Linked DNA regions of Homo sapiens: region 1 is linked to region 2. A link is a contact called in ENCODE Hi-C or POLR2A ChIA-PET data. All regions are on one chromosome and are shown on one strand. The core of a region is the stretch at or near the end of the contact, and the rest is flanking DNA. Distances in the headings are between cores, read along the strand shown. Region 1 overlaps LOC105372061 (a long non-coding RNA gene). Region 2 holds the start of MAPRE2 (microtubule associated protein RP/EB family member 2).

Region 1 (5,942 bases), core at 2,488-4,987, 110 kb after region 2:
CAGCTGCATTCTCCCCAATTTCCCCTTCTGCCTGTACATGTAAGACCTAGCTTAGTCATTGTGACTGATTGTGCAGAAACACTACTCACAAAATACCCATACACATTTCCTAATACCCATATAATGAAATGGGATCATGTGACTAGCTATGGTCAGTGAGTTGGACGTAGAAATAGAATTGATATAGTTCACTTCTAGGAGAAAGCATTATTAACAGGTATGTGATACTCCAGTTCTCTCTTCTTCACTGTGGTGACCCGGAATCCATGTGTTCTAGATGGTGTAGCTATAACAAGGAATTAGACTGGGTCCTTGAGTCATCGTTTTGAAGGGAGCTATGCTGAAGAGCCTCTAGACTCATGGTAGACTTGCTGTGTGTTAATCCATTGATAGATCATGGTTGTTGATCTTGCAGCATAACCTATCTTATGCTGACTAATGGATTGCCAGTAACTGATATTCCCCTGCTGCCGCCATCAGTAATCCAGAGATGAAACTTCCAAGCACATTAACAGTGTTCTAGGAAAATTTAGGGGACTCATTCTTTAATTCTTTAACTTATAATTTAAACATAGGATAGCTTAGCCTTAATCTCACCTACCTTTTTCCCTTACTACAAACTTTTCACTTTTGGCCCAGTATTTTAGTTGGACAAAGAAAATGTGCTACACTCAAGTAGGCTAGGTGATTATTATTCATGCCTAACCTTGATGTTGCTGGATTTTTGTTAAACAGAATCTTTGGAACTTGAACCTGTTGAAGGTAACAATAATAAGTCAGCACAGACAGTCACCACTTAAGAGAGATTGGTACTGATAAGCACTCTAATGACTCCTATTGTCTGCATAATGATGGTGGTGATGGTAATGCTAATGTCAGCTAACACTTCTATGGCACTTTAATATGTACCAATCATGAGTTTAAATTCTTTTCTATATATTAACTCATTTAATTTGTAATTAATGGTGTTCCCCAATTCTACTTCTACTCGTCATGAGTACTAACTTCATTTCACTGCTCAGTGAAATTTCTTCCAACTCCTCCAGGAACAATGATCACTTCTTCTGAGCTTCCTTACAACTTGGTACATATTTTTGTTAAGCATGTATAAGATTATATTGCAATTATTTGTTGATGTGTCTCGAACATCATATAATCCATAAGGGCTGCTTCTTGTTCAATTTTATATTCCCCAAACTTACACATTGTCTAGAACACCAATCAACATAAGATGAATGATTGAAAAAATAAATTTAATAAATGAGTGAATAAATAATTGAAATTACATGAATTTTTCCATTTGTTATGGCCAAGAGAGTACCGACAAATAAAAAACTGGGAAAATGGTCTTTTTACAGTGAAAACAAAAGGTTTTTACAGCTTTATAGTAACCCTGAAAATTTATAACAATAATTTTAGGCTTCACCTTCAAAGCAGCTTTTAATCAGGTATATTCTTTGGCCTGGATAATCAGATGTGACCCCATGGGGGAAAATGACACAAGAGCATTAGAAAGATTGATTTGTAAGGAGTCTCTTTCGTGCCTAGAAAGTGGTATTTTATACCCTTCGGGACATGGGTAGAAAATGGCCTAGTGCTCTTAGCTAGTGTCTAGGACTTAATGGAGTGGTTCTCTATAATCAGATATGAGACCTTTTAAGTAACTTAAAGGCAAAACTGCAAAAGCTTAAAATCTGGTAGCAAAACAACAGTGTTCATTGGCCTTCACTAGGATTAATGGCTTAAATTGTTATTATTTGCTATTTAATAAAAGAGAAATAATGCAACTGAAGGTTTTCTTTCAGAATTAAAGCATTCTGATAAATGATTCTATTGGAACTTTGACATAATTTTTATTCCAATATGTTAAAATCAAGGTCATTGATGGGTATGTGGACTTCCAGGCAAAAAAGGATGTCTCAGAAAGAACTCTTGAACATTCCTTACTGTATTGTCAACTTGGGAAATATTAAGGCTCTGTAATCTTCAAATCTGAAAGGGAATAAAATAAAAAAAATTTATTGCTATGATTAGTAACATTAGTAGTAACAGACATTTATTGAACTCTTACCATGTTTCAGGCATGCTGCTAATTCTGTATGCATTTTACCTTATTAAATCTTCCAAGCATCTTTTTGAGAGTTGTGTTATTATTTCCATTTTACAGATAAGGAAACTAAGGCACAGAGAGGTTAAGTAAATTGTCCTTGTCACAATCTCACATAGTTAATAAGCAATCCTAAAGCCCAATTCTTAATCTACACACTGCACATGCTCCCTATGGATGGGAATGGAGTTCTTTTTCTTCTTTTCCCCATCTTAATTGGGGTATAATTGACAAATAAATTCATCTATATTTAAGGTATACAATTTGATGTTTTGATATACCCATACATTGTGAAGTGATCACCAAACCACAATCAAGCTAGTTAACATATCCATCATCTCCTAAAGCTACTTTTCTTTTGATATGGTCAGAATACTTAAGATCTACCCTCTTAGCAGATTTCAAATATAGAATACAGGATTATTTACCATAGTCTCTATACTGTATAGTAGATCTCCAGCGCTTATTCATCTTGCATAACTGAAACTTTGTATCCTTTGACCACAACTCCCCATTTCCCCCAGCCCCCAACTCCTGGCAACTGCTGTTCTACTCTGTGCTTCTATGAGTTTAACTATTTTAGATTCCTCATATAGGTGAGATCATGCAACATTTGTCTCTCTGTGTCTGTCTTATTTCACTTAGCATATTATCCTCCAAGTTCATCCATATTGTTGTAAATGGTAGGATTTCCTTCTTTTTCAAGGCTAAATAATATTTGTGTGAGTGTATGTGTTTATTGTGTATCACTCCCGTGGCTCTTTTCCATGTTGCTGAGGTTGGGAAACAAGCTGGACTAGTACGAGGCTCATTCCTTTTAGTACCTTCCCACCAAAAAGTACTTTCCTCTTGGATCTACTATGGTTGGTTAGGAGGCTGGGGAACACACCCTTTTCTGAGAATCCTTTGCAACCCACAACTCTAATTTGGGTTGTGCCTAAGATTAGACAATGGGGACTTAAAAGAAACTGCCGACTCTCTCTGCCATTCAAAGGGACAATCTATGCTGTGTTGTCTAGATACCTCATATATCATTTTTTCATGATTCTCTGCATGATAAAAATTTTAAGAGACCACATGTTTTAAGAAAATATTATAAAAAAGAAAGCCAAACAAACTGAAGTTCAATTTAGGGCTAATGAATATCTGGAAGTCTTTTCCGCAGACATTTTTATCACAGGTGGTTGGACAACATTTATTTTTTAAACAGCTCATAGGTGCCTATACAAATTATACAATTAGAAAGATTTCATCTTTGTGGTAAATGGAAATAACTAGGGAATCCTAAAACTATCTGAGCATGGTTTTGTATCAGTAATAATAAAAATAACAGATTGTTTCATAACTGAATTTTGATATTTGTACAACTCATAAAATACTTTTACTAGTGTATTATATGATTAGATTTATAGAAACAGTTTTTGAGGTACATAGCTTGGGTGTTCTTATGAATTCTTACTTTATAGATGAGGAAACAGATGCTTGTTAGGTTACATGACTTGACCACAACCAATGGGGACTCACATCATATGCTCTGCCTTAAATCTCATAGTTTCAGCTTTGCAACACCTGACCTTTCTACCCAACCCATGACTCAGCTCTGTGGCCAGCCTCATGAGGGGATTAAGGAAAATGGGAAGAAGAGGCCTAAGTAATTTTTTCATAGATTATTGAAAATTGATTCATAAGACCTGGAAATTGAAATGTTGAAAGCACGGCTATCATCACAGCTAATTATGGGGTTGCAGATGAGTTCGACTTATCTGGGCTCAATGACTAAGGCTTTTAGATTCTCTCCTTCCCTCCCTCCCTTCCTCTCTTTCCAGAATTTGTTTAGCTAAAGTGACTTATGATTCATTCAACAAATATTTACAAAGCCCTAATCCACTTGCCTGGAAAATGCCCTTCTCTGAAAGTCAACCTGGCCCCACTGGATTCGAACAGTAAGTTCTGAAAAGAAGATCTAAGCTTTTCATACTGTTATTGGTTCAGTATTGCCTGGCTCCTTAGGGGCTTAAATGGCATAATAACTGGGGGCAAAAATTCCCATTACTGTACACATGCTATGTATAAGACACAATGCAAGATATTTGGGATGAGCAGAAAACAAAATGCAATAAAACATATTCCTTAGTGATCTTATAATTTAGCAAAATAGTTTCTAGGCCTAAATATTATGTGCCAATTCATATTTTTTCCTCTCTTGGACAATGTAGATTCTTCAGTATTAAAAGACCTAGTGTAATGAGGAAAAAAGATGTACTCATTTATTTAATTCATAGTGAGTGTCTGCTATGTGATCAGGTAACATCCCAGGCCCTGGGGAACAAAAGCAGCCTGAAACCACCTTATAAACCCCTGCCTTAACTCAAATAGGGGGAACAATTTAAAAAGAAATAAACATAAAAACTAAATGAAATGGTCCAAATTGTGTTATGTGTGAAGAGGCCAAAAAATAAAAAAAATAAAAAAATCAAGGGGCTAAGAAAAACACATTTGGAGAGGGGACCTCCTTTAGGTAGGACGCTCATGAAAGCATTTGGAGGGCTTCATTTAAGCTGGGACCTAGGGATGAAAAGAGTTAGTCATATGAAGAGAGAGGGCAAAGGCCTTCCAGGCAGAGGGAACGGCAGCAAAAAGTCAAAGGTCAGATTTCATTCCCACCAGGGCTAGAGTCAAAGATTCAAATGACGTGGTCAGGATTTGGTCCTGCTCTTCACCTCGCAGCTCTGCTTCCCTGTGTAGTAGTTTCATTCTAAGCTATGCCCTCACCATGCTCATGGCCAAGGCCCCATGTCCTGCTTGGCACTGAGGGTGCAGAAACCCACGGTGGGAGGATTTTACCAGAGGGAAAATGGATTCTGGGTAGGTAAAAACAACCTCCCCCTCCCCCATCCTTGAAGCCTGATTTGAAAACCCTTGAAGCCTGAAAGAGTTCCAAACAGATGGAGGATGAGTGTGGCAGGTTGTGGGAGGAGATCCGCCAAGATTGGGTGGGGCTGGTAGCGAGGGATGCATCCTCTAGGTGTTAGGAAGAGCAGCTTGGATTGGATCCTAAGAGCACTGGAAAGCTGTTAAAGGGTTTTAAATGGGAGTGATATAATTTGATTCATCTAATTTCTAAGATTTTTTCAAACATTTAAAATTATCCTCTATTTGAAAATAATTTCAAATTTATGGACAAGTTGCAATAATAAGAATACTATGTGGGATACTCATGTACCCTTTGTTCAGATTCACCTAATGTTAACGTTTAGTCTCATCAGTTTTATTATTTGCCTCCTCTATCTGTTTCTCTCTCCCTCTGTCTCTATCTCTCTTCTGTTTCCCTCTCCCTCTGTCTCTATCTCTCCCTACACACAAGAATAATCACACACATAAAACATACACATATAATATTTTTGAGCCATTTTCGAGTAAGTTGCATTATATTATCATAGCGCTCTACCCCTAAAACCTTCAGCATGTTTTTATTACTAAGAATATTCTATGACAAAACCTCAGTACAGTTAGCCACTTCAGTACCTTTAATTGTAATACAATATGTTAATGAAATCTAACATCTGCATTCCAGTGTTGTCAGTTGACCCAATAATGTCTTTTATAGATTCTTCCCCTCTCCTGTACAGGATATAGTATAAGATCACATACTGCATTTGGTTTTCATGTCTCTTTAGTCTCTTTTAATCTGGAACATTTCTGCAGCCTCTCTTTGTCTTTTATAGCATTGACTTCTTTGAAGAATACAGAATGTTCCCCATTTGGGGTTCCTCTGATGATTCCACGTGGTCAGATGGAGATATATGTGCCAGACTGAAATACTACATAAGCGATG
Region 2 (5,950 bases), core at 1,341-3,840:
ATTGCCTTCCAAGTTTCCTCAGCAATTAAATGGCTATAATATTCCAGTCTTGGGATGCCAAAATAATGATGGAATGCTTCCTGGATAGAAAAATGTGTCACATTTTTCCTTTTCCTATGCCCCTCCAAAAAAATAAGTGGTAATTATTACACTGGACATCCACTTTGAAAGAAAAACAGAAGAAGAAAAACATCGAATGTGTCTGTCTCCATGTGCACCCTTTGTATAACACAAGACAAATGCAATTTGAGAGGCTTCCTTCTTCATTTAGCCTATGACACCTCTCGCTATATCATCCAGTAATCCTATTATATCAAATACAAATGCAGTGATGCTCTTAGGGACTTAAGAATTTGTTCAGTAAGATCTTTATTAAAATTCAGTTTTGTTTTTTACATAATTTTGAATGCCATTATAGGGACTCAGAAAGCAAACTGCAAATAATTTAGGAAACGCAAATAATAGCCTGGGTTGAATTAAAGAGGTAAATAAAATTTCATTTTAAAGCAATAATCTGTCACCAAAACGTAACATTTAACCTTTCTGTCAAATGATTTTCCACTGCCGTTTCAAGTTAGTTTACATGAGTAATAAAACCCAACCAGGCAACTTCCTTTGGCCCGTGGGGTAAAATTCGAATTCTGTCTTAAAAGCAACTGCTACCTACACAGCAGGGATTAAATCATTTAGAAAATGAAGGCTTCAAATTTATTTTCTACAAAAAAAGTTCAAACTAGTGAGATTTAAAATCACTTCAAGTTTTTTGTTTTTAAATTCTATTTTTAGGCTTTGGGATGGTCACAGAGGAAAAAGGTGGAGGAGTAAGAGGAGAAGAGGCCCAAATTTCCAATCACAGGGTCTCTGAAAGGATATCTCCAGAAGTTGTGGAGGAATTTTGATTTACATTAAGTGAATAACAAGCACTTGAAATCTGTAAGAATGCCATATCAACACATTAGTTGGAACCATAAGGCATGAGATTTTGGTGACCTCATGGGCACAGCCAAAATTAACTCCAAGTATTTATGTAACTGCCAGAGATGACAGGGCAAAGGTTGCTTATAATTTTTTTTTTTTTGAGTCAACAAATACTGCATTTCTTTGGCCAAAGAGAAAGGAAGTAGGGTACTTTCTGGTTCTATTTTGTGATATGCAACATTTACACACACAATATTCTACCCATAATACCATCTGAATGTTTAGATGACGGCTCTAAAAAGGAAAAAAAGAGTTATTTCCTGTTGCTCATCAGCTGAGAGGATGCGCTTTAGAGGTATGTGTGCTCTGCCTCAAAGCAAAAGCATTGTTAGCGTTTATCAAGGTAACATTTAAAAATAACTACCCCAGTACAAAAGAACTTCAGAGGAAATATGACCGAAGCTATCAGTCTCCCTTCAAGTCTGGCCTTGAGCTGCATAAGACTCTAGCTGCATTCTCCATTACATTGTTATCCTTATCAAACAATGCAAACAATTTTAATGAGCTTATCTACTGGAACATATTGCCAGATATGTTAATGTAAAAATGATGCCAACCGTACAGGCCAACTCATTAATCAAAAGGCTCACAATACAATGACCAAGATCAGTCCCATCCTCAAAACAGACCTCAGCAAAAGACCAGGAATCACCTTCCTACTGTAAATAAGAAGGAAAGGCTCCCCCACCCAAGCGGTGGCCATAAACTCCTTAGAAAATGCATAACAGCGCCCAGTTTTTTTCAAGTCCTTTGCAGTCCAGTCTCTTTCTAATAAACCTAGGGTTCTATGGAGAAAATTTTGGTGAATGTCTGACACTATCACCTCTGCTGTCAATCCCTGCACCAATCAGCGAGCAGAATTCTTACAAAGCTCCATCAATCTGGCGGTTTAACATCACAGACTGCAGCTTAATCTAGAGGATTCCATCTTTCCTGCACACTCTCCAGGTTAAGCGCAAACGTTTTTCTCCCCACCCTCCCGTTTTCTGCCTTTTGGCACTGCTACCTAATGGCTCCTTTAAAATCTAAAAGGGAAGGAGGAAAGGAAGTGCTACTGCCTGTCTCCCTTTGGACAGCGGGGGAAAACAGCATGCATTTTTATCAGTGTGGAAGGAAAGAGATGGAGGGAGACCCCTCGAAGGCAGCAAACCTATTCACAAAATGCTTTCCATCTGCAGTCGCGGAGCCTCAATGCAAACCCAACATGACACATGGAAACAGATACCAAATAATCACAACCGCCTTCACAAATGCATGCCTGCAGCAGGGGTCGCAGGCAGTGTCTGCTCCATTATATAACGGGCTGGATTTCCGCGCGCCCTCACGGCGGTCCCCGGCGCTGCTCTCGTGCCAGCCCCATTACCTGTAGGAACGCTCCCCGCGCACTGTGTGCTTCCGGAAAGGAATGATGGTCCCGTTATTATCCTGGATGATGTCGTTGTTGTTCTCGCCATTTGGGGACAGGGTTTGGGTCGGCCCAGGCATTGGCGCACTCCCGAGAAGGGGAACAAACCGCTGTGGGCTGGCTGGTGAGGAAGGTGGCTGCGTCTTCCCGCTCGCTCGCCTGCTCCGCACGGACCGTGCCTGCCGCCTGCTCGCTCACTGCCTTCTCCCAGCTCTCGCTCGCGCCCCGCCCTCCTGCGGCCCCGCCCTCTGGCAGCTGACGTCAGAGCGCCGGCAGCAGCACCCTGGTCACGTGGCCAGCCTGTTGCCATGGCAACCCGCTAACTCATCACCTCGCCTCAATTCGCACAGGGTCGCGGCGTGACCACGCCAGCAGCTCCAGGCAGGCACCGGGGCAGGCCTACATCTGGCATGTAAAACCCCAGGCCACCCTGCAGCCCCCCTCGCAGACTCGCCTTGTCTGAAAACCAGCTCTTCCTCTAACCATTTCCTTTCCGACCCGTGCTGCCACTGCAGCTGTGTACACAAAAGAACGATTCATGCAAAGGGGTGTGGGAGACCCTTTAACTCCTTCAATACCAAGTTTTTATGCCATGACAATTAAACTTGGTCAGGTTTCAGAAAAACCTAAAAAGGACCTGGTGGCCAGCTTGTAGAAAAGGTATCAGACTAAGGTTAAAATTTCTGCCTTTCTCCCTTTCTCCAAATAGCAGCAACCATCTCCCCAAAAACAAGCCAAAAAGCTAAAAACCTACAAGGAAGCTGTATTTCCTTCTAATCAATGTAGCCTTTAATAATGTGAGGATTAAAGATGGCAAATTAAGAGATCATCTGTACAAAGGAATCCCCAAAGAGGGTTTTTCTTTTAAAAAAAGATAACCACCATTTTACCAGTTACCCAAAACCCTCCAATTCAAATTCTTTATGCTGCCTCCTGATACAGATCATTAATTCATTGACATTTATTCTATTTCCATTTGAATTACAAAAGTGATCACCTCACTTAGTATTTGAAAGTGCTTAACATTCAAGCTGTTCTATATCCTTGCAATACCGCTTTCAAATATATTGGCTATGTGACAGATACTATTATTATTCCCATTTTAAAGATGAGTAAACTAGTAAGATTAAGTAAACTGCTTAAGGTCACACAGCTAGGAGTGGTGAACTGGAGCTTCCAAGTGACATGGTTTTATCAATGTGACTGGACAGTAATGATCTGTAATGTGAGCTCAATAAATATTATAAATCAAGGTAAGAATCAAGTACTTCCAAGATGACTGTTGTGAAAAGATAACTGTGAACAGAATTGCTAGCACTGTGCAGTCTACGGATTAGATTATAAACTGAAAAGACCCTGCATATGTTCAGTACTGTCCTCCAGAGAGGAGAGATTTTTTTTTTATTATTATTTTTTAGAGGCAGAGTCTCGCTCTGTCACCCAGGCTGGAGTGCAGTGGCGCAATCTCAGCTCACTGCAACCTCCGCCTCCTGGGTTCTAGTAATTCTCCTGCCTCAGCCTCCTGAGTAGGTGGGATAACAGGCGCACGCCGCCACACCCAGCTAATTTTTGTATTTTAGTAGAGACAGGGTTTCACCGAGTTGCTCAGGCTGGTCTTGAACTCCTGAGCTCAGGCAGTCCACCCGCCCCAAAGTGCTAGGATTACAGGCATGAGCCACCACGCCCAGCCAGGAGAGATTTTGAAGGATTCTTTGCTTATCAGCAGTGGTCTCTGACCTTTTATAGGGTGAAAAGGGAAGAATTGGGGTGTAAAAGATACAGCATAAATATATGTGTCATAAAGTATTAAGCTATGACTCACTCCTTCACATCACTGTATGGTTTATCAGCTTTATCATTTTGTGATACAGATATTAAAAACAAGTAAACACTTTGTCATTCCTGACAATTCTTCAGCATATGTCCCTGGTAATAAGTTATTTCTGGTATCAAGTTTCTGGAATTAGAATCAAATGTTTTACAACCCAGATGGTAAGGATAATCTCAAACAAGGGGCCCTACTTATTTTCCTTCCTATTTTATACTTTCCTCTTGGGCTATTATTTTAATAATTTTATCTTTTGCTTCTCCAGTTAGTCCACAGTGCACAAGTTGATTCCTTCGTCCACATCTCACTTTACATAAGATTTTTTTTCTTATACAATCAGATCCAATTCTGACCTAAGACTTACAAGGTACACAGATGAATATCTAAGTATCAAAGATACACACCAAGCTTCACATTGCACTATGAGCTAAAGGGGCATGAGAGTGTAGTCATTCTTGCAAAGACCCATGCTTCCTCTTACTGTTTCTGTTACTTGACCTGCTGCTGTCAATTTCCTTACTAATTTGCTTCCTTTCACAAAACTTCCCCTTTTTGGGGGGACAGTCTGAAATTGAAAGGCACAGTCTACAAATCAAATATTTAATGTCCTCAGAGTATGTTCTCAATCTGGGTTCTTTAGTACAGATCACTTTTCCATGATCCCATATTTAAGTAGTATGTAAAACATAATTTGTGTCATTGTGGGGACTAAATTTGTCAGAATTTGAATGCATAGTTCATTGATCATACCAACTAATTTTGTGGAGAGAACACACCCACTTTGTTTCTAGTCTGCTCATGAAGGAAGGGATGGGATGATGGCCAAGAATTTGGGCTGATGGTCTAAAAAGGGAGGGGCTGTGAGTCAGGTGAAGGGCCCCAAGGGCCGCGTAAATCTTCCTCTAAGACTGCTCTGAGCCACACTACTATAAAGGGACCCACAGAACTCCAGAGACCAGTGATTACCCTCTGAGATGCAGGGGTAACAGGGGTAATAATTTGAAAATATTAAACAGATGTGTTTTCATTCCTCTCCTCATAAATCAGGTTACCTGGAAGCCATTTTCCAGCTGAGCCCTAGGGAAAAGGGAGGGCAAATTCCACTTTGGGAAGCGGAATGGTACGATGTAGGAAAAGTACAGAAAATTCAGGAAGGATGAGGGAAGAATTCACTCTTTCCAGCCCCAAGTGAGGGTAGAAAGAATGGATGAAGGCAGAGCAAGGAAGGGCCTCCCAGCTTCAGGTCTCCAGGCTCAAATCCCAGAAGGGAGACATTGGATAGGCTGAAGGCAAAGCCTAAACCTAAGGGACTTCCTTTTGCATCATTTCCCATTTGATACTCTAGGAAACCACTGCCATAAAGAGGGTCTCCCCAACACCAAGCAAGGTGTAGCTTCATCACAGTAAAGACTAAAATCAGTAGCTTAGTATGGTTAAGGAGAGGGTTGGCTTAAATTTCACTCTCAGACTCTTCTTTTGCTAGCATGCCATGTAGAAGATATCTAGAAGTTTCTGTCCGTCCTGTAAGGGGATAATCAGGAAGTGGAGGAGATGTTGCTATCAGAGGGCTGAGTTTGTGATGGTGGTGGTGGTAGAGGGTGTCAGGAGGGAGTGTCTTTACAGCAGAGGTGAAGTGATATTTAAGTGGGTCCACAGGATGGAACATTTAAGGCAGAGCCCAAATAGGAGAAATAGCTAGCTCTGAGGAATCTACACAGGGGCAAGGGCCACATCTGTAG

Evidence for each region. A loop is a pair of places that touch in the nucleus more often than their neighbours do. ChIA-PET counts read pairs that join two places held with the same protein, here RNA polymerase II (POLR2A). Pooled maps may share reads with other maps.
Region 1: a loop to region 2 is called in a pooled map of gastrocnemius medialis, with 10 times the contacts of the local background. The contact joins the enhancer-like site here to the promoter of MAPRE2 in region 2. A Hi-C loop is called at or near these places in 1 of 168 maps with a recorded cell type or tissue (gastrocnemius medialis) and 1 of 50 pooled maps. POLR2A ChIA-PET finds 5 or more read pairs at or near these places in 1 of 52 experiments (AG04450).

Annotation. Positions count from the first base shown.
Region 1 is chr18:34,927,431-34,933,372 of GRCh38, reverse strand. All of the region lies in intron 2 of LOC105372061 (a long non-coding RNA gene), which reads left to right. Among named protein-coding and RNA genes, the nearest start is that of MAPRE2, 110 kb to the left of the region's middle. RefSeq lists an enhancer at 3,814-4,108. Within about 2 kb of position 3,737, at least 4 of the 41 ENCODE cell types and tissues checked have a DNase peak (open chromatin) inside an H3K27ac peak, as active enhancers do.
Region 2 is chr18:35,038,053-35,044,002 of GRCh38, reverse strand. It overlaps MAPRE2 (microtubule associated protein RP/EB family member 2), which reads right to left and starts at 2,590. Exons shown (of 7, transcript NM_014268.4): 1 at 2,342-2,590. The coding sequence starts at 2,463. RefSeq lists an enhancer at 2,481-2,630.